2 separate regions of the Homo sapiens genome follow, and region 1 is linked to region 2. Evidence: chromatin loops called from intact Hi-C (ENCODE). Cell type or tissue: dorsolateral prefrontal cortex. All regions are shown on one strand. Links, peaks and the distances in the headings refer to the core of each region. The heading gives the core; the rest is flanking DNA. Region 1 overlaps FRMPD3 (FERM and PDZ domain containing 3). Region 2 holds the start of FRMPD3-AS1 (FRMPD3 antisense RNA 1).

Region 1 (11,325 bases), core at 505-8,504, 50 kb before region 2:
GACCTCAAGTAATCTGCCCACCTCGGCCTCCAAAAGTGCTGGGATTACAGGTGTGAGCCACCACGCCCAGCTCTCTTCTCTTTTTTTAAGGTGTATGTATATGGAGGGACATATGTGTGACTATGGGTATGTGTCTGACATGTGTTTGTCTACAAGATGGACATACATGTGTTTATAACAGGGAACAGCATGCATGTTGTACGGTTTTCCTGTGAACTAATACTTAGTTACAATAGCTACCACTTACTGAGGCCTTACTGTGTGCTAGGCAGTGCTTACATGCTTTGCATGAATGATCTCATTCAATCCTTGTGACAACCCCATGTGATAGAACTACTTTTATAAAACCCATTTAAGATGATGGAATGAGGTTCAGAGAGAGTAAGTGCCTTGCCAAAGGTTACACTGACAATGATTGAAGAAACCAGGACTTCGGTGCATCTGATTCAGAGCCCATGTTCTTAGGCAGGATAAAGACCTCAGCCATGAGCAGTGATGGCCCTTGGCTCCCCTGGTCCCAGGTCACTAGGTAGTGAGTTGGTCGTTTTCCTTTTCTTTCAATCATGTGCATGCTGGATGTTCTGTTCTTCACCTGTCTTCTACATCTCTCACAGTTTTTCTCTGATCCTCTATCCTGGCCTGCATCCATAGCTGTCATGACCCCAATCCCTGGGATCTATCTGTAAGGCATTTCCAAAGAGATGCAATGACGAGAGCCAGAACTCTAGCTAGAGCTGAGCAGCTGCTCCCTGCTGTAACATCATTGCTCCTCTGACCCTATCTAAAGAACCTTTGGTACATCCACTGCCCTGACATACCTCAGTGACTCTGACACCTATTTGGGAAGACACAATGTTACCTACTGGCCCTTGTTGGACAAGAGAAGGGGGTGGAAAGAGGGAGAAGGAATCGGTCATTACCTGCAGTCTGTGGGGGTGGTGGGTGTGGTCCATCCTCGGATGCAGCCAGGGCTTCTAGAGCCTGCAGAGTGGACACCAGGGCATCATCTAGCTCCTGGGCATGATCTCGAACTGTCCGGGTCTGCACACTGTCAATCAATGTCACTGGAATCTCATCGTACAGAAGCCCACGCAGGTGGCGTCCTTGTTCCTGGCTCTGGACAGCCCGGCGCTTGGGGTCATCCTCATCAGAGCTGTTGTCTCGGAAACCAGGGGGTGGGGCAGCAATGGCTGGCAACAGAGAAGTTGTCTCATCTTCCTCCTCCTCCTCCTCCTCACTCCCAGGTGGTGGGAGGGACATCAAATCTACTATATTGTCACGAGAGGAGCCAGGCTTCCCACCTTTGCGAGGGCCCAGCTGCTCCTGAAGTTTGGCTTTGCAAGAGTCACAGTAGAAATTCAGGGCTTCAGCCCCAAGGGAATTGTCCAAGGTGTAGGACCGGGCCCTGCTGGCACAAGGCTCGTGGTCTAGGCTAGCTGCATCAAAGTCATCAGGGACTACCTCATAACCTTGGCCAGAGCTTTTGGATGTGGGGTCAGACTTGGTTCGGGGCCTGGTCTCCTCAAAGAAGATTAGGTTCTCGTTGACATCTGTCCGGCTTTCCTGCTCCTTCCTTTGTTCCCGCATATGGAGGTAGCAGAAGCTGACAAGCTCAGAGTCGGCAGGTGGGGGCGTGCAGCGGCTCGATTTCCTGGGGCTGGTGCCCACGCTGCCCACATAACTACTCTCCTTTTTCCCCAGGTGGCCCCCAGTGACAGGGCGGTGGGCGCTGTGCATGTAATCTAAACCCAGAAAGAGAATCAACAGATGAGCCCTGGTGCCAAGGATTGTGAATGAGCTCCCTTGTTGTCTCTGGCCCATGTCTCTGTAGCACAATCAAGTGGCAGGTCCCAAGACAAAGCATTACCTGGCTGCCAAAGATTAGAGGTAGGGAAGTTGATGAGCTATGTTACTGCTGACCCTGAAAGTAGAGTGAATAGAGTCTAATAACCTGAGCTGCTAATAGCCCCATCACCTCTGAAATGGGAAAAGGCATGGGGTATGGTAGGGGTCGGGGTGAACACCCTGGTTTAGGGCCTGGTATCTGGGCACAGCTGGACTCTTACATGGATACCCTCTATCTGAAAGTCAGCTGTAAACGTATGTCCCACTTGGAACTGTTCCTACCCCTGTCCCCACCCCTTTTCAGAGCTTTTCCACCAGTGCTCTGTTGTTCTTGTTATCTTGAATCTCTTCTAGCAGAAGGAAATAAATCTGACAAGTTACTAATGCTTTAGTCAGAACCTGTTAAACAGGCTACATATAATGCCGAAGAGTTTGCATTTCAAAGAGGCCTGTTGATGGAGGGATCCTAAAAGAATAAGGCTCTATATTAGAATTCCGGGGTCTGAATGTGTAAAGTATATGGGAGATATGCTGGGATGTGCATATGTGGGAGGAGGGCAGGGGAAGCATTCTTATAATTCTTCAAATTTTATTCTTTTCTGCATTCATGCAGGGCCAGCCCTACCTGCTACACATACATATGGCAAATGCTCTCGTCAACCGCTCTTAATGATGGTAGGTGTGTGCATCTGAGAATTATCTATAGCAAATGCTTTATCTGTGAATACCTTCTCTCACTGTTTTTGGAGCTCTTCCCCATTTTATCTGTGAGAATATACTCGGACAGCAGACAGACAGATAACAAACAAGCACTAACTTAGGCTAAGGTCCTAATATACATGATCCTACTTATTCTTCATAACAACCCAATGAGGTAGTTATTATCATTATTCACATTTTAAGGATAAAGAAACTGACTCACCTAAGGTTACATAGACCAAGTGGTAGACTGGATTTCCGCCTAGGTCTGAAAGACTTCAAAACCCATGTTTTTAGCCATTACCCTTATAACTCATCATGGTGGTCAAGATGCTGGAAAACAAGCCTTCAAAATGCCACTCAAACTCCAGTTTGACAGAGTCAATATGCCAGTGTTGCCTTTCACTAGAGATTACATCTATGACAAAAGTACAGCACTGGCACCTAACAACAAAACTCCCAAATACAGGAAGAAAAAACTGACAGAATTGAAGGGAAAAATACACAATTCAACAACAGTAGTAGGAGACTTCAATACTCTACTTTCTTTCTTTTCTTTTCTTTTCTTTTTTTTTTTTTTTGAGACGGAGTCTCACTCCGTTGCCTGGGCTAGAGTCCAGTGGTGCGACCTCGGCTCACTGCAGCCTCTGCCTCCTGGGTTCAAGTGATTCTCCTGCCTCAGCCTCCCGAGTAGCCAGGATTACAGGCGCCTGCCACCACGCCCGACTAATTTTTTGTGTTTTTGGTAGAGGCGGGGTTTCACCATGTTGGCCAGGCTGGTCTCAAACTCCTGACCTCAAGTGATCCACCTGCCCTGGCCTCCCAAATGCAGGGATTACAGGCGTGACCCACCGCACCCGGCCAATACTCCACTTTCAATAATGGATAAAACAACTAAGCAGAATATCAACAAGGAAACAGAGGACCTGAACAATACTATAAATCAAACTAGACCTAACCGAAATCTATAGAACCATCTACTTAACAGCAGCAGAATATACATTATTCTTAAGTGCATATGGAACACTGTTGTGAATAAACCGTATGTTAGGATATAAAATAAGCCTTACTAGATTTAAAAGGAATAAAATCATACAAAATATATTTTCTGAGCACAACATAATTAAATTAGAAATCAGTAACAGAAGGGAGTCTGGGAAATTCACAAGTAGAAATCAAACAAAACACTTTTTTTTTTTTTTGATACAGGGTCTTGCTCTGTCACCTAGGTTGGAGTGTAGTGGTGCAATCTTGGCTCACTGCAACCTTCACCTCCTGGGCTGAAGTGATCCTCCCGCCTCAGCCTCCCAAGTAGCTGGGATTACAGACACCTGCCACCACGCCCAGCTAATTTTTGTATTTTTGGTAGACATGAGGTTTCACCATGTTGGCCAGGCTGGTCTCAAAATCCTGGCCTCAAGTGATCTGCCTGCCTCAGCCTCCCAAAATGCTGGGATTACAGGCATGAGCAACCGTGCCCAGCCAAAACACTCTTAAATAACCAGGCTGTCAAGGAAAAAAATCACAAGAGAAATTAGAAAATACTTTGAGATGAATAAAAATGAAAATACCACATACCAAAATTTATGGGATCTAGCTAAAGTCGTTTTTTTAAATTTTTTATTAATTTATTTTTTGAGATGGAGTTTTGCTCTTATTGCCCAGGGTGGAGTGCAATGGCACGAACTCAGCTCACTGCAACCTCCACCTCCCGGGTTCAAGCGATTCTCCTGCCTCAGCCTCCCAAGTAGCTGGGATTATAAGCATGTGCCACCATGTCTGGTTAATTTTGTATGTTTAGTAGAGATGGGGTTTCACCATGTTGGTCAGGCTGGTCTCGAACTCCTGACCTCAAGTAATCTGCCTACCTCAGCCTCCCAGAGTGCTGGGATTATAGGCGTGAGCCACCGCGCCCGGCCTAAAATAGTTCTTAAAGGGGAAATCTGTAGCTGAAAGTGCCTACGTTAAAAAAGAGGAAAGATTTCATATGAATTACCATAAACTTCCACTTCTACCTTAAGAAACCAGAAAAACAAGAGCAAACTAAGTAGAAAGAATGAATAAGACCTACTATTTGATAACGCAATAGGGTGACTACCGTCAATAATAACTTAATTGTACTTTTAAAAATAACTAAAAGAGCCAGAGTAATCAGACAAGAGAAATAAATAAAGGGCATCCAAACTGGTAAAGAGGAAGTCGAATTGTCACTGTTCACAGATGATATGATCATATACTTAGAAAATGCTGAAGACTCATCCAAAAAGCTCCTAGATCTGATAGATGAATTCATTAAAGTTTCAGGATACAAAATCAATGTACACAAATCAGTAGCACTGCTATACACCAACAGTGACCATGCTGAGAATCAAATCAAGAACTTCACCCTTCTTACAATAGCTGCAAAAAAAATAAAACACCAAGGAGGTGAAAGACCTCTACAAGGAAAACTACAAAACACTGCTGAAAGAAATCACAGATGACACAAACAAATGAAAACACAGCCTATGCTCATGGGTGTGTGCAATCAATATTGTGAAAATGACCATACTGCTAAAAGCGATCTGCAAATTCAACGCTATTCCCATCAAAATGCCATCATCATTTTTCACAGAACTAGAAAAAAAAATCCTAAAATTTATATGGAACCAAAAAAGAGCCCGCATAGCAAAAGCAATCCTAAGCAAAAGAACAAATCTGGAGGCATCACATTATCAGATTTCAAACTATACTACGAGGCATGGTACTGGTATAAAAATAGGTACATAGGCCAATGGAACAGAATAGAGAACCCAAAAATAAACCCAAATACTTACAACCAACTGATCTTCGACAGAGCAAACAAAAACATAAAGTGGGGAAAGGACACCCTTTTCAACAAATGGTGTTGGGACAACTGGCTAGCCCCATGTAGGAGAATGAAACTGGATCCTCATCTCTCACATTGCACAAAAATTAACTCAAGAGGGATTAAGGACTTAAATCTAAGACCTGAAACCATAAAAGTTCTAAAAGATAACATTGGAAAACCCCTACTAGACATTGGCTTACACAAGGATTTCATGACCAGGAACCCAAAAGCAAAAGCAATAAAAATAAAGATAAATAGTTGGGACTTAATTAAACTAAAGAGCTTTTGCACAGCAAAAGGTACAGTCAACAGAGTAAACAGACAACCCACAGAGTGGGAGAAAATCTTTGCAAACTATGCATCCAACAAAGGACTAATATCCAGAATCTACAAGGAGCTCAAACAAATCAGCAAGAAAAAAACAAACAATCCCACCAAGAAGTTGGCTAAGGACATGAATAGACAATTCTCAAAAGAAGGTATACAAATGGCCGAGCATAGGGAAAAATGTGCAACATCACTAATTATCAGGGAAATGCAAATCAAAATTACAATGCAATATCACCTTACTCCTACAAGAATTCACCATAATGGCTGGGCGCGATAGCACATGCCTGTAATCCCAGCACTTTGGGAAGCTGAGGTGGGCAGATCACAAGGTCAGGAGTTCGAGACCAGCCTGACCAACATGGTGAAACTCCGTCTCTACTAAAATACAAAAATTAGCCAGGCATGGTGGTGCATGCCCGTAATCCCAGCTACTCAAGAGGCTGAGCCAGGAGAATGGCTTGAACACGGAAGGTGGAGGTTGTGCCACTGCACTCCATCCTGGGTGACAGAACAAGACTCTGTCAAAAAAAAAAAAAAAAAAAAAGAATGGTCATAATTTAAAAATAAAAAAAAAATATGTGTTGGTGTGGATATGGTGAAAAGGAACACTTTTACACTGCTGGTGGGAATGTAAACTAGTACAACCACTATGGAAAACAGTATGGAGATTCCTTAAAAAACTAAAAGTAGATTTACCATTTGATCCAAGAGTCATTATATGAAAAAGACACTTGCACATGCATATTTATAGCAGCACAATTCAATTCACAACTGCAAAAATATGGAACCAGCCCAAATGCCCATCAATCAACGAGCAGATGAAGAAAAATGTGGTACAGTTGGGCACAGTGGCTCATGTCTGTAATCCCAGCACTTTTGGAGCCAAGATTGCACCACTTCACTCCAGCCTGGGTGACAGAGCGAGATTCCATCTAAAAACATTAATAAATGAATATTAAAAAATTTTTTTAATGTGGTTGATGAGATTGGACACATTCAGGGAGGTATGGCTGTAGACTAAAATGTGGTAAATATATACAATGAAATACTACTCAGCCATAAAAAGGAATGAAATAATGGCATTTGCAGCAACCTGGGTGGAGTTGGAGACCATTATTCTAAGTGAAGTAACTCAGGAATGGAAAACCAAACATCATATGTTCTCACTTACAAGTGGGAGCTAAGCTATGAGGATGCAAAGGCATAAAAATGATAGGCTGGACCTTGGGGACTTGCGGGGAAGGGCGGGAGGGGGTGAGGAATAAAAGATGATTACACACTGGGTACAGGGTACACTGTTCGGGTGATGGGTACACCAAAATCTAAGAAATCACCTCTGAAGAACTTATCCATGTAACCAAACACCACCTGTTCCCTAAAAACTATTGAAATAAAAATAAAATAAAATAACTAAAAGAGTATAATTGGATTGTTTGTAACACAAAGAAAGGATAAATGCTTGAGAGGATGAATACCCCATTCCCCATGATGTGCTTATTTCACATTGCATGCCTGTAACAAAACATCTCGTGTACCCCACAAATATATACAACTACTATGTACACACAAAAATTAAAAACAAAACAAAAATAAAGGCAAAAAAAGAAGAGCAAACAACCCAAAGCAAGTGGAAGGAAATACATAGAGGATAGAAAAAAGATAGAGAAAATCAATAAAACTAAAAGTTGGTGTTTTGAACAGATTAGCTGGAAAGATCAAACAAAAAAGAGAGAAGACTCAAATTACTAAAATCAGGAATGAAAGAAAGAATATCACTACTGACCATACAGATATGGAATTGATTATAAGGGAATATGAATAAGGATATATCAACTGGATAACCTAAACGGTATGGACAAATTCTTAGAAATATACAACTTAGGCTGGGTGCAGTGGCTCACGCCTGTAATCCCAGCACTTTGGGAGGCCGAGGTAGGTGGATCACTTGAGATCAGAAGTTCAAGACCAGCCCAACCAACAGGGTGAAACCTCGTCTCTACTAAATACAAAAAATTAGCTGGGCATGGTGGCACATACTTGTAATCCCAGCTACTTGGGAGGCTGAGGCAGGAGAATAGTTTGAACCCGGGAGGTGGAGGTTGCAGTGAGCCAAGATTGCACCATTGCACTCCAGCCTGGGCAACAAGAGCAAAACGCCATCTCAAAAAAAAAAAAAGAAAGAAAGAAAGAAAGAAAGAAATATACAATTTGCCAAAACTGATTCAAGAAGATAGAAAATCTGAATAGACAGTATCAGGAAAAGAAATTGAATTAGGATAGGAATTAAAACTCCTCCCTCACCCCCGAAAAAAGTCCAGGCCCAGGTGACTTCACTAGTGGATTCCACCAAATGCTGAAAGAAGCACTTATACCAGCCTTTCACAAACCCTTCCAAAAATCAAAAGAGGAGAGAACACTTCTTAACTCATTGTATGAGGCCAGTACTACCTTGATACCAAAACCAGACAAAGATGTCACAAGAAAACTACAGACAAATGTCTTTCATGAATACAGACACAAAATCCCTCAACAAAATACCAGCAAGCTGAATTCAGCAACATCTAAAAAGAATTATACACCATGACCCAGCAGTGTATAAATACTAACAAACTGAATCCAGCAACATATAAAAAGAATTATACACCATGACCAAGTGGGATTTATTGCAGTAATGCAAGGTTGCTTTAACATCCAAAAATCAATGTAATACACCATGTAAATAGACTAGAGGACAAAAACTACATGATCATCTCAATAGATGCACAAAAACATAAATAAAAACATAAATCTAACACCCTTTCATAATAAAACACTCAATAAACTAGGAATAAAAGGGAACTTCCTCAATATGATAAAGGTTACCTATAAAAAACTCACAGCTAACATCATACTTGATTTGAATGAAAGGATAAAAGCTTAGATCAGGAAGAAGACCAGAATGTCTGTTCTCACCATTTCTTTTCTTTCTTTCTTTCTTTCTTTCTTTTCTTTTTAGTCTGGGGTCTGTCCAGATGTTCTCACCACTTCTATCCAAAACTGTACTGACTGAAAGTTCCAACTGGGGCAATTAGGAATTAAGATGAAATATAAGACATCCAGATTGGAAAGGAAAAAGTAAAACTATCTCTTGCAGGATACAAGCTCAATGTACAAAAAATCAGTTTTTTTTGTATTTTTATTTTTTGAGATGGAGTCTTGCTCTGTCGCCAGGCTGGAGTGCAGTGGCATGATCTCGGCTCACTGCAACCTCCCCATCCTTGGTTCAAGCGATTCCCCTGCCTCAGCCTCCTGAGTAGCTGGGACTACAGGCGCACGCCACCACCCCACCCAGCTAATTTTTTGTATTTTTAGTAGAGACAGGGTTTCACCATATTGGCCAGGCTAGTCTTGAACTCCTGACCTCAAGTGATCCACCTGCCTTGGCCTCCCAAAGTGCTGGGATTACAGGCGTGAGCCACCATGCCCGACCTCAATTCTATTTTTATACACTAGCAATGAACAACCTGAAAATAAAATCAGAAAGCCCTTCTATTTACAATAACATAAAAAAGAACAAATAGTTATAAATACACTTATTTTTTATTATTTAAATCTTATTTTACTTAATAATTTGTCTTTTTAAAATTTGACTTTGTCTTTTAACTAGTTATGAATTTAAAAAGGAGGACAGCGCAGGGTCAAGATGGCTGACTAGAAACAGCGGCAATCAAGTTTCCCATGGAAAAGAACCATAAGCATGTGAATCCTTTAACGGCAACCAACATATCCAGGTTCTCTCATCAGAACTGACTAGTAGGTTGGCATGATCCATGGAGAGGAAGGAAGAATAGTGTGGTCAGGTGGCCCACCTGAGAGCCACACAAGGCAAAGGAGCCCCCATCCCCCAGCCAAGGGAGGCGCCTCCTTGAGTGACATCTCCAGGTGCAGGAGTGAACCAGATGAATAGGGCCTGACGTGAACCCCCAGCAAATAGCAGCAGCCGTACGGAAGAGGGACCTGACCATTGAAAGAAAAACAAACAGAAAGCAACAACAGCATCAATAACAACAGCATCAACAACAACAAAAGCTCCCACCAAAACCCCATCCAAGGGTCTTTGAGGCTTCAAAGATCGAAACTACACAAACTCATGAAAATAAGAGAAAAACAGTGAAAAAAAGCTCAAAACTCAAAAGGCCAGAGTGCCTCTTCTCCTCCAAATGATCACAACATCTTTCCAGCAAGGGCACAGAACTGGATGGAGGATGATAAGAACGAATTGACAGAAGTAGGCTTCGGAAGATAGGTAATAAAAAACTATGCTGAGCTAAAGGAGGATGTTTTAACCCAATGCAAAGAAGCTAAGAACCTTGATAAAAGGTTAGAGGAGCTGCTAACTAGAATCAGTTTAGACAGGAACATAAATGACCTGAGGGAGCTGAAAAACACAGCACAAGAACTTCATGAAGCATACACAAGTATCGATAGCTGAATCAACCAAGTGGAAGAAAGGATATTAGAGTTTGAAGACCACCTTGCTGAAATAAGGCATGCAGACAAGACTAGAGAAAAAAGAATGAAAAGGAATGAACAAAGCCTCCAAGAAATATGGGACTCTGTAAAAAGACCAAACCTACAATTGATTGGAGTACTGCAAGGAGACAGGGAGAATGGAAATAAGTTGAAAAACACACTTTCGGATATTATCCAGGAGAACTTCCCCAACATAGCAAGACAGACCAACACGCAAATTCAGGAAATACAGAGAACACCACTAAGATACTCCATGAGAAGATCAACCGCAAGGCTGGGTGCAGTGGCTCACGCCTGTAATCCCAGAACTTTAGGAGGCTGAGGCAGGCAGATCACCTAAGGTCGGGAGTTTGAGACCAGCTGGACCAACATGGAGAAACCCCATCTCTACTAAAAATACAAAATTAGCCAGGTGTGGTGGTGCATGACTGTAATCCCAGCTACTCGGGAGGCTGAGGCAGGAAAATCACTTGAACCTGAGAGGCGGAGGTTGTGGTGAGCTGAGATTGTGCCATTGCACTCCAGCCTGGGCAACAAGAGTGAAACTCTGTCTCAAAAAAAAAAAAAGAAGAAGAAGATCAACCACAAGACACATAATCATCAGATTCTCCGATTCTCCAAGGTCAAAATGAAGGAAAAAATGTTAAGGGCAGCCAGAAAGAAAGGCCAGGTCACCTACAAAGGGAAGCCAATCAGACTAACAGCAGACCTCTTAGCAGAAACTCTAAAAGGCAGAAGAGACTGGGGGCCAGGCTGGGCGTTGCGGCTCACACCTGTAATCTCAGCACTTTGGGAGGCCGAGGTGGGTGGATCACTTGAGGCCAGGGGTTCAAGACCAGCCTAGCCAACATGGTGAAACTCTCTCTCTACTAAAAATACAAAAACTAGCTGGGTGTGGTGGCATGTGCCTGTACTCCCAGCTACTCAGGAGGCTGAGGCAGGAGAATCACTTGAACCCTGGGGACAGAGGTAGCAGTGAGCCAAGACTGTGCCACTGCACTCCAGCCTGGGCAATGGAGTGAGACCCTGTCTAAAAAAAAATATTGAGGACCAATATTCAACATTCTTAAAGAAAAGAATTTTCAACG
Region 2 (11,325 bases), core at 1,895-9,894:
TTAGGGATGAGGAGGAGAGCTTCCTTCTTCATCATTTTCTGTGAACAAGCAGGGAAAGGACAAGGAGACCGGCTCATTTAGAAGGAAGTAGGAAGCCAGAGGAAGGGTGTGAAAAAGGAGAGAGAAAAGGTGATGGAGACAGAGAGCCAAAGGTGTAGGAGGGCAGAGACAGAGGAAAGAGCAGATCAATAATACATGGGGACCAGAACCAAACTCCCCAACAAGACACTGAGCCATATCAAAAGCCCGCCTCCATTTGACATCACGGAGCACCCACATTCTACTGTAGTTCAAACCTCCACAGATCAGAGCAAAGGGATCACCACACACCCGCTGAAGGGCTGATGAGAGGCCTCCTTTGGAGTCTACCTCACCCACCTGATCTTATCTCTGACATTTTTTTAAACACCTTCTACAAAGCTTCTAGACTGATCTTATCTCCTGATACCTCCCTTTCCCTGAGGCCCTTCACAAGCCAAGATCACGTCCTGTCAAGGCCTTTGCTCTGCCTTTTCCCCTCCCTAGGCCCTTTCTGACCTGGCCCCTGCCTAGTCTCCAGAGTCACGTCTTGCTATTCCTAGTACCCACACCTCTTTCACACCTCCATACCTCTGATGATTCTTCATTATTCAGGGATGTCCCCCTCCCTGCACAACACTTAGCATCTCCGACCCTGAGACATGAAGTGCCAGTAGCACACCAAAGCATTGGGATGACCTGAAACACCCTCAGACATTTTCTTTTTTTTTTCTTTTTCTTTTTTTGAGACAGAGTCTCGCTCTGTCGCCCAGGTGGGAGTGCAGTGGTGTGATCTCGGCTCGCTGCAACCTCTGCCTCCTGAGTTCAAGTGATCCTCCTGCCTCAGCCTCTCTAGTAGTAGCTGGGATTACAGGCGAGAGTCACCATGCCTGGCCCTCAGACATTTTCAAAAGCTCTCTAGCAATGGGAGGTACTGACTCTGATTGAGACATTCTTAATAAAAATTCATTAAATAAAGACTGTTCTCTTTCTCTGAGGACTCTAAAAGAAAGAAAGAAAAAAAGCTGTTCCCTCTGCCTTTCTCTTTTCCTCTTTGGCAAACTCCTATTTATCCTTCAAAACCCAGCTCAAATATGTATTCTGTAAAGCCTTGGTCTAATATCATCAGATACTTGGACCTGGTCTTTCCATGCATTCCTATAGCAATTTATGCACGCTTCTCACAATGCTCTTACCGTATTTTGTTTTGTTTTGATTTCTTTTTGAGACAGGGTCTCGCTCTATTGCCTAGGCTGGAGTGCAGTGGTGCAATCACAGCTCACTGCAGCCTCAAACTCCTGGGCTCAAGTGATCCTTCTACCTCAGCCTCCCAAATAGCTACGACTACAGGCATGTGCCACTACACCTAGCTAAATTTTTTACTTTTTGTAGAGACAGGGTCTCACTATGCTGCCGAAACTCACCTTTATCATATTTTTGAAGGATATTTGTCTTTCACAATCAAATGGTGAAATGAGAGCACAAAGACCATGTCCTATTTATCTTTGTAGTCCCAACACTAAACAAAGTTCCTGGCACACATTTGGTGCGCAATAAATGGCTGCTGAATGAATGGGCAGTAGGTGCTTGATGTGCACTTACTGAATGATCACTCTCATCCCAACCATTTCCCTGGGCCAACATCATCATCAGTTCTATAGGAATGGAAAAGCTGCAGAGATAACCAGATTCCTTAATTCACTGGGCATTCATTGAACCTCTACTGTATGCCCAACACTATGCTAAGTCTCTATGAGAGCTACAGGAGATTTAAATCCAGTCTTAAATTCTTGTTGTAGTGACTTGGCACACATACACATTATAAAACCAAAGCAAACCAACAGGTATAAGATGGCTAAAGTTTCCTAGATAAGGCAAATTGGATTTTGATTTTGAAGGAGACAGTGGGTGTGGATGATTTGAGAAGCCAGATGAGAACAGTCTAGACCTAGAGACTGTCATGGATCATGGACAAAGCATGGAAAGAGGAACAAGCAAATCCTCCTGGGTTGGGGTATGGTTGATGGTGGTGAGGAGCCAAGAGACAAGCTTGGCTGTGGAAACAAGGTGGGAAGTGGTGGGATATAAAATTGGAAGAGTGTGACTCCCTGGTCCCCTCCCTGATCTTGAGATGCCTTGCTCCTGCCAGGCCCAGCGGCCCCGGATCCCAGTGGTGGCAGGTTTTATTTAGCACACTGGGTTGGACTCAGATAATTACTTAATTGAATTTGCTTAAAAATAGAGCTGGCAAGGATCACCCACAGGATTTATTTTTGCTCTGGCTGCTTAATAAAGCCTTGGAACACGAAAGGAAAGGGTTGATAGGAGAGCCTGGAGTCACTTGGGCCTGGACTCCCCCGGCTCCCGACCTGTGATGAGGCTGCTATGGTCCATACTGGCGGCAGCATGGAGGAGGGTGATGTTGTAACACCAGGTAATTTCACGAGTGCAGTGAGAGTTGGAAGATTGATGTCTGTCTCTCACCCAGACAAGAGCCTCACACTATGCCTGGTGGCCTGTCCGAGAGAATGAGGTCACTCTAGGTGGGTCCTAGCTACTCTGTGGCATTTGCATTCAGAATAGACTGGAGTGGGGGGCATCGTTACGCCTGTAGACTAGCTGTGCCTGTAACCTAGCTGTGACGTATGGAGAGGGGAATCATGGTGGAAGAAGGAGAAAGTGGAGAAGGGGAAGTAGAAGGGAGAGGAAGAGAAGAGAGGGGAGGGGAGTGGGGAGGAAGGGAAGGAGTTCTTCACTGGGTGGCCTGCCCTTGACTGATTACTCTGCAATGTTGAGATGGCATAGGATAAGCCTGTTCATACTTACCAAATCCAAGTCATACGTCCTCTGGGTTTTCAAGCATTCAGGACACACATATCCTCCTGGTGACTTGGACCTCGGGGTCTGTTTCACCCTGATTTGCAGGGACTCCATATTACTCCTTTTCCCCTCTGCTCATCAATGATCACTTCTCTTAAAACTTTTCTTCTAGGATTGACACAGATCCCAACCATCAATTATTCAGACAGCTTGCCCAGTGGGGTCCTGTAGTCCCCTGGGTTTGCCAGCCTTCCTCATGCAGAGATGGAGGAGGGCATAGACTGAGTTTGGGAATGAGAGTCAGGGAAATGGAGATGGAAGACACCTGTGTCCTCTATACCTTCTTCTCACTAATTCTGCCTTAAATAATATAGAAGCGCCTGGCACCCTGCTGATTTCCCTGCTCTGGGCCTGCTATCTTCTCCCAACAACTGTGGCTGTTCCTCAGTACGTAAATGCCAAGGGCCTCCAGACAGCTCTGCCCATCACAGCTATCAAAAGCACACAAGTGCCTGTTAGCTCTAGCTATCCCCTCTGTCCCCACCAGGTTATCACTAACTTCTGCAGATTCCTGAAGGACTCGGCCAGAATGCATGACTGCTTAACACACTTCTTTTCTGCTCTTCACCTGCCTCTTCTCATTTGCACATCTGGAGCCGACAGTTCACTGCATGTAAACCTCCCAAAGCAGTGAGAAACACTGTGGCTGGCCAAGACTCCCCAAATTGGCAGCTGCATGGCATGGGCTGTCAAATATTACCTGTCTTTCGAAACAATACCACCCCGTAGTAGATTTTGTATTGTCTCAATCTGAACCTCTTGTCCCCCTCAACATTGCTGAGAGGTATCTGGTAGCAGGGAACAGGTATTTATTTTGCCTCCCCTCTGGTGCTAAGAACATAGCAGGTGCCTAATAAAAACTTGGTGACTTAATGAGAGTCTGTATCATTTCCTTTAGGCAACTTTACTCACCACTGCATGGCCTTTTCTGGTCAAGATGTGGAGTTGCAAGATCACTTAAATGTGAAGAGAGCTCAATTTCACCAGCCACTCATTCCCTGAGTCTTCAGGAAGCCATTATTTCCTTCCTGTTTCTATCAAGTAGCAAAAGATGTTTATGGAGCACTTGCTTTGAGTGTAAGCTACTGTGTTAGGGATGGAAATTTCTCTAAGCATCAGAAGGATCTTGAGTGAATCAATATATATTCCTTCTCCCCACAATGCCTGGGGCCTCTCTGGATGTCACGTATCCCTCTTCACTCACTACTTTTCCCCCTCCAGCACCTGGACGCTCCCACTCTAACCCATTCGGAAAGCTGTCCACTATAAGAAGCCCCAGAGCGAGAGCTTGACAGCCAGGCAGATTATGGCCAGGGGCTGAGGAGAGGGAGCCAAAGCTACACTTACTGCATCTGTTTCTCCAACTGCCACCTGCTCAGAAAATCGAACCTTCACAGGATTGGACCTCAACTTGGCCTTCTTCGCAGCACTGATGAAAGCAGATTTGGGGGACTGGAAAAAGAACAGAGAGATGGTGAGTTCTCCATATCTAGGGAAAGCCTAACCTTTGTCACGTCAGAGTTAAGATGTCCCAGTACAGGTACACTTTGCATTACTGATCAAGGAGTCAATAAACAAATATTAATTACCTATTAGTTGCAAGGCAATGTGCTAAATGCTTCCCTATGTAATTGGTGTGTTCTGAAACAGCTGGGCATGAATTGAATTTGGGTAGATTGAACCCCATTATTAATACTCTAGGCCTAGGGGAGTTTGCAAAAGTTCTTTAGTAATAACATACATTGAGTTTTTATATATTTGGTTTTCTTACAGTGAGATAGACCTAAAGGGTGTCTTTTTATTATTATTATTATATCTGAATATAAGCATCCCAAATAATTTACAGAAATGATCTTGTTCACCTCACAGACATGTCCTGCCCCTAGGAAGGAGTTGCATAATAAATACTATTTTAGATGTGGGAGAAAGGAGACCTAGCACTCCAAAAGGATTTATCCACAGTTACTACACTATTGGGGAATAGAGATGTGAGAGATTTAACCCAAGTCTTCTGGCTTTCTAGTTTTGGGCTCTGCACCACTTTGTTTATCCAATTCTGTAAGAAATGCCCAAAAAATCAGCCAGGCTTGTATTTATTTATTTATTTTTAGACGGAGTTTCACTCTTGTCGCCTAGGCTGGAGTGCAATGGTGCAATCTCGGCTCACTGCAACCTCCGCTCCCTGGGTTCAAGCGATTCTCCAGCCTTGCCTCCTGAGTAGCTGGGATTACAGTCATGTGCCACCACACCCAGCTAATTTTGTATTTTTAGTAGAGATGGGGTCTCACCATGTTGGCCAGGCTGGTCTTGAACTCCTGACCTTAGGTGATCCACCTGCCTCAGCCTCCCAAAGTACTGGGCTTACAGGCCACCATGCCTGGCTGGCTTTTTAGTTCTTGAAAACTCTCCCACAATTTTATCAGAAGCATGATTAGCAAACACTGGAAACTAAGCCTTTCCTGGGTGCCCCTTGGATTCTAGCTCCCTGCTGAGCTCTGTAAGGCCCAGCAATTAGGAATACAGGAGTCGTGCTGAGGGGCATCCTCATTGTCTTTGGGGGGGCGTTTATTCATTCTTTTGACAAATTTAGCAAGGGCCTACTACATGCCACACACTGTTCTAGGTGATGAGGGATAGAGCAGTGAATAAGACAGACAAAACTCCCTGGCCTCATGGAGCATCCATTCCAGCAGGAATAGACAGACGATAAATATCTTTTAGGTAGCAAAGAAGGACTTTGAGGAAAAATAAGGCAGGGTAAAGGACTACACAAGAGAATGAGTGAGTTAGAGTGGGAGTAGTGAGGGTATTATTTTAGCAATTTTGAAATACATAATACATTATTATTAACTATAGTCATCATGCTGTGCAATAGATCTCAAAAACTTATTCCTCCTGTCTAACTGAGCCTTTGTATCCTTTGAACAGCATCTCCCCACTCCCTCCCAACCTTAGCCTCTAGTGATCACCATTCTATGCTCCACTTCTATGATTTTGACTTTTTTAGATTCCGCATGTAAGTGAGATCATGTGGTATTTGTCTTTCTGTGTCTGGCTTATAATAATTATTATTATTATTTCACTTAGGATAATGTCTTCCAAGTTCATCCATGTTGTAGCAAATGACAGGATTTACTTCTTCTTAAAGACTGAATAGTATTCCACTGTGTATTTATACCACATTTTCTTCATCCATTCATCTGTTGATGGCAGACACTTAGGTTGTTTCCCTATCTTGGCTATGGTGAATAGTGCTGCCACGAACATGGGAATGCAGATGGCTCTTTGGCATACTAATTTCAATTCCCTTGGATATATATCCACAAGTAGGATTGTGCGGGTTATATTTTTAATTTTTTTTTTTTTTTTTTCTGAGAAGGAGTCTTGCTCTGTCGCCCAGGCTAGAGTGCAGTGGTGCGATCTCGGCTCACTGCAACCTCTGTCTCCGCGGTTCAAGTGATTCCCCTGCCTCAGTCTCCCGAGTAGCTGGGATTACAGGCAGGCATCACCATGCCCAGCTAATTTTTGTATTTTTGGTAGAGACGGGGTTTCACCATGTTGGCCAGGCTGGTCTCGAACTACTGACCTCAAGTGATCCACCCACTTCGGCCTCCCAAAGTGCTGGGATACAGGTATGAGCCACGGCGCCCGGCCACTGGGGGAGGTTATTTTAGACAGGATGGTCAGGGAAGACCTCTCTGAGGATGAGACATTAAGCAGAAACTTAAGGAAGTGAGGGAGAGACAGCCACCAGGTTATCTGGAGAAAGGCTTCTGGGCAGAAACTACAGTAAAGGCCCTGAAGTGAATTGAGGTGTATGAAGAACAGCAAGGAAGGCCAAGGTGGCTGGAGTGGCGTGATGGAGGGGGAGCAAGAGGGGAGATGCTCAGAGAGGCAGCTGGGGGCTGGGTCATGTAGGACCTTGTAAACCACGGTGAGAACTTTGGATTTCACTCCACTAGAGGGATTTGATTGAACAGAGTCTGATGTGCATTTTAAAAGGAAGCCTCTGGTTGCTGTGTGGAAAACAGAGTGTAGAAGGGCAATGGCAAGAGCATGGAGACCAGTTGGGGGTCTCTAAGTACAATATTTGTAACTGCAATAATATGGTTAAAACATAATGGAGGCTTGGGCTAGGATGGTACTGATGGAGTTGAAAAGTGAATGAATTCTGGATATATTTTGAATACTGAATTAGGATGATATGTTGACTGATTGGATATGAGAGTGAGAAAAAGAGAGACTTCAACTGAAAGAATGGACTTGCCATTTACTGAGATGAAGAGGACTAGGGAGTGAATCAGGTTTGGGGCTACTTCAAACCACCACCCCTATGGGCCTTGCCATGGAGCCTGAGTCCTACAATCAGGAATTTCTTTGTGTTAAGGCCCTGAAGGTCCCTGCCAGCTGGGAATACGTTAAGCTATTATCTACCATTTACACTGCAGTTGAGATTCATTTACCCAATCAGCCACAGGAGGGCAGGGCCCTAAGATACACATCAGAAACAAACGTCCTCATTGTGTCTTGGGCCCTGGTCCCAGCTGGCTCTGTCAGAGCCAGCAATCTCATTCCCACAGAGGGGAGATTGCAAAAAACCACTTCTTTCACCTGAGTCCAGCAGGAACTCAGGCAGTGAGTGTCAGTCCTGGCTGCATAGTAGAAATGCTGGGAGGAGCTTTTAAAAATCCTGAAGCCCAGGGCCCACCACAGACCAATTACATCAGAATTCCTGGGGGTGAGGTCTGAGCATCAGTATTTTTTTCAAGCTTCTGATGATTTCCAAATGCAGCCAAGATTAAGAACCATTGAGCTAAAGGAACCTTAGACTTCTCATCCTGAGCCAAAGGGGCAATTTGTTGGCAGCAGACAATATAGCACAATGAAATCCAGAGCTGGAGATCACTGCAGAAAGTGATTACAGTATTGATTATACATGGAGTTGATAAATGCCTTTGTGTGTTGCACAGCCTGGTGCTCCAATCCTGAGCAGGGGCTGCAGGCTGAGGCAGAAGCAAGAGAAAGGGGCAAGATAGAAAGATCTGTAGCTATGCTCAGGCAGCTGTGTTTGATTCCATCTCCACAGTCATCCAAAGTTCCACCAAGGTGCCACAAACATGAGGCAAGTGGAATCTTTCTACCTGACAGTCACCTCTCTTCTCTGCCATCATCTGCCCTCAGATGCCTGCATGGCACAGTGTGTAGAACGAGGCATCTCTAGAGACCTGAATGGGCCATGCAGCTCAACCTTCATTTTTCACATGTGAAACAGAAGCCTGGGAAGAGGATATACTTTACCCAAAGTATTGAAATAATTGAGTAGCAGAGCCGAAACCAGAACCCAGGTTTCCTGAGCCTTTGCTTAGTGGTTGTTCCCCCACAGCAGGCTAAAGCTGGGAGTCCTTTCCTGATCTTTCATCCACTGGTTCTGGTTCTACCTTGGTGTTATGTAATGGACTCAAACAAATGAAGAACCCCAACTGGTATCCTTTTATGTATTCACCACAGTGAAGAGGGTGGCATCCTTGCTATCCCTACCAAAGATGCAAGATTAGATCCTGTCCTAGAGAGTTTCTGTTTGTACCACTGAAAACCAAAGATTCAGTTAATTATAGGCACAAACCACAAAGGAGGAAATGAAATTGCCAATATTTTCAGGGATTATAATCATTTCCAGGTGTCTGTTTCAGAGTTATTTTCAGCTTGTTTATACTTCAGTCCTCATTGACCCTTGTCCTGTTGGTCTCTAAGATTCCATCCTATTCTCAGTCTTCAGCCTTGATGCTGGTGACTCATTCATTGCCAGCTGGTCTGTGCTAGATGTCATGGAGTCACATCTAGCCTTATGCTCAGACACAGGTGAGGCCTGCTTTGCAGTGTGATATGAGGAGCCTCTCAGAGGCCTCCGTGTCCCAAAGCATCTTCAAAGCTCAGCTCTGGGGCTTGAAGTTCGTAATATTAGGGGCACTCCTTTGAATTACAATGTTGAGAATTGGGAAGGCCCGGGTCAAAATGTGAATGCGGTAGCAGGAAGGCATAATACACTTCAGGGGCCAGCAAATTACAGGCCTACATAGGCCAAATCTTGCTCACCACCTGTTTTTGTAAATAAAGCTTTACTGGAACACAGCCGTGATCTTCATTTATGTATTGCCTATGGCTGCTTTTGTGCTACCACATATGGCCTGCAAAGCCTAAAATACTTATTATATGGCCCTTCAGAGAAACAGTTTGCCAACCTCTGCACTAATTCATAACCATGCACTAACCAGCTGTTTTTAAAACGTGCCTGATGATAAGAATCACTGAGGAGTGCTTGTTAAAGCACAGATGCCTAGGCTCACACCAGATTTTAAAAGTTAGAATCTCTGGAAGAGTGGGGCCCAGAAATTGACATTGTTGAAGAGATCCCAATCCATTAAGCATAGATTAATTGAGCACCTTAAGGCTGGAATGTTTGAGCTCTTCACTGACCCTATTTTTTTCTCCAAGCAGCTGGGAATCTCACTTTGCAACAGGCACCCTTTCTGGCTAAAATGAATTTTGGCTTGAAACATGGGACTAGAATTGCTAAGTACCTCTGGGGCCACTGCAAGCTGCTTGAAGCAAATATGAAGCCAGCAGCTTGGTGGAATAAGGAATAGAAGAGAGTCTGCCTTTCCCTCAGTGCAGAATTCAGCAGCTGGTTATTTTTTGACCATTTTTTAAATTTGTTGTCTGTATTAGTACAGATGTCAGGGTTGTGATCACTCAAATCTTGACCAAAGTCAGATATAGGGCCAAATATTTTAGAACAAGATAGGGCCCCGCTTTGGTAACTGAAAAAAAACGAAACTCAGCTTCTTGAAGCTTTGACTGATTTGCCCTTCTGGCTACACTGCCTTTGACACCTGAGCCTACTTATAACCAATTCCTATAGCAACCACTGTGGGAGCCTAGGACAATGGAGGACCATCCTGGTTTCACCAGATCACTACTAGGGGAACCAGGGGGCCTTCCTTCCCACACTCAAGACTGCCTGGACATGAACATATCCTCTGCCTGACTTCCAAAGCCCGCCACAAACTACACCTGACTCTCTAACCACCTCTCTCCAAGATCACCTTTTGCTGCACTTGGTAGTTCTATCCACAGCTCCCTGCACACACTGGGCTTGTTATCATTCCTGGACCCACCTCACGCTGTTTCCTCCCTGTCCCCATCCTTCAGGGTCTAGAGTGTCCCTTTGACTAGCTAAATGCCATCACTTTACAGCTTAGTTCAAACTCTACCTTTATCCTCAATCCTTCCCCAACTCCTCAATTCCCCTTCTTGGATTTCCTATAGTACTCCTGTTAATCCACACTGCCATTGCTCACATCCCCAACCAGGCTGTATAAGCAGAGATGCCATTTTATGTTAATATGTCTCCCCCTAGTACCAAGCACATAGTAGACATGGCATAAAATATATTAGTTGATTGCTAAAATTAGTAATGAATTAGTTCATTAATTCAGCATATATGGTTGGAGTATCTACCATCTGACAAACACTATACGTCAGGAAGCTCTGTAGAAAACCAGTTTCTCTGAGGTGGTTCCCATTATTTTGGCTTTCTTTTTCTGGGCAGGTGGCTCCAAGCAGAAGGGATTCCAGTTCTTTAAGTACAGGCTGTTTTCAGAACCAGAAAACTGGGTTTCATTTGAAACAGATTGTCTGTACTTGCTTTATCAGGGTCATTCTTGGTCATAATCCGGTACTTTATCCGTTTAAAAATATTTACTGAGTGCCTACTGTGTGCCAAGGTCTAAAGATTTCAAGATTAATAAATATCCAGTCAGTCATGAGGACTAGTTGGTAATTCAAAGATTAAGGAATACCCTTAAGTACACAGAAGCTTATTAAGTGGCTATCTATGCAGTATGGTTTGAGGGGCCCTGGGAAAGAACTCCTGTGACCCCTCTCCCCAATTGTCTGCCATGCTATGAGTCACTCTTACAAGGAAAATGTCATCTGAGAGAGACTCCATATCAGAATCATTTGGTGAGCCTTTTCAAAAGACCAATACCAGGGCCTCATCTCCAGAGCTTCTAATTCAATGAGTCAGGGCAAGAGCCCAAGTATCAATATTTTCATGTTTTCTTTTTTTTTTTCTGTCTCTGCTGCTCGAATGAATCAGAAGTGACTATTAATAGTTTTCAGAGCTTCTCAGATGGTTATAATGGATAAACAGGGTCAAGAACCATTACCAGGCCAGGTGTGGTGGCTCACGCCTGTAATCCCAGTACTTTGGGAGGCCAAGGCGGGCAGATTACTTGAGGTCAGGGATTCGAGACCAGCCTGGCCAACATGGCGAAACATCGTCTCTACTAAAAATGCAAAAATTAGCCGGTGTAGTGGCACATGCCTGTAATTCCAGCTCCTCGGGGGCTGAGGCAGGAGAGTCAC

The links. A loop is a pair of places that touch in the nucleus more often than their neighbours do. Peaks named below come from ENCODE experiments on the same cell type or tissue, not always from the same donor. Only the 100,000 strongest peaks of a DNase experiment are listed, where the experiment ranks them.
Region 1: a loop joins it to region 2, with 9 times the contacts of the local background. A loop is called at or near these places in 2 of 110 quality-filtered maps.

Annotation. Positions count from the first base shown.
Region 1 is chrX:107,587,738-107,599,062 of GRCh38, reverse strand. FRMPD3 (FERM and PDZ domain containing 3) reads right to left here. Exons shown (of 15, transcript NM_001388459.1): 14 at 921-1,742. Among named protein-coding and RNA genes, the nearest start is that of PRPS1, 35 kb to the left of the region's middle. RefSeq lists an enhancer at 1-184. In dorsolateral prefrontal cortex, for the core only: no CTCF peak of the experiment used is centred there; no DNase peak of the experiment used is centred there; H3K27me3 peaks cover 4,694 bases.
Region 2 is chrX:107,538,762-107,550,086 of GRCh38, reverse strand. FRMPD3 (FERM and PDZ domain containing 3) reads right to left here. Exons shown (of 15, transcript NM_001388459.1): 5 at 4,246-4,350; 6 at 1-38. FRMPD3-AS1 (FRMPD3 antisense RNA 1) reads left to right here and starts at 4,266. Exons shown (of 2, transcript NR_046750.1): 1 at 4,266-4,372. In dorsolateral prefrontal cortex, for the core only: a CTCF peak has its summit at 7,398 (motif pointing right); a DNase peak (open chromatin) is centred at 7,396; H3K27me3 peaks cover 7,258 bases.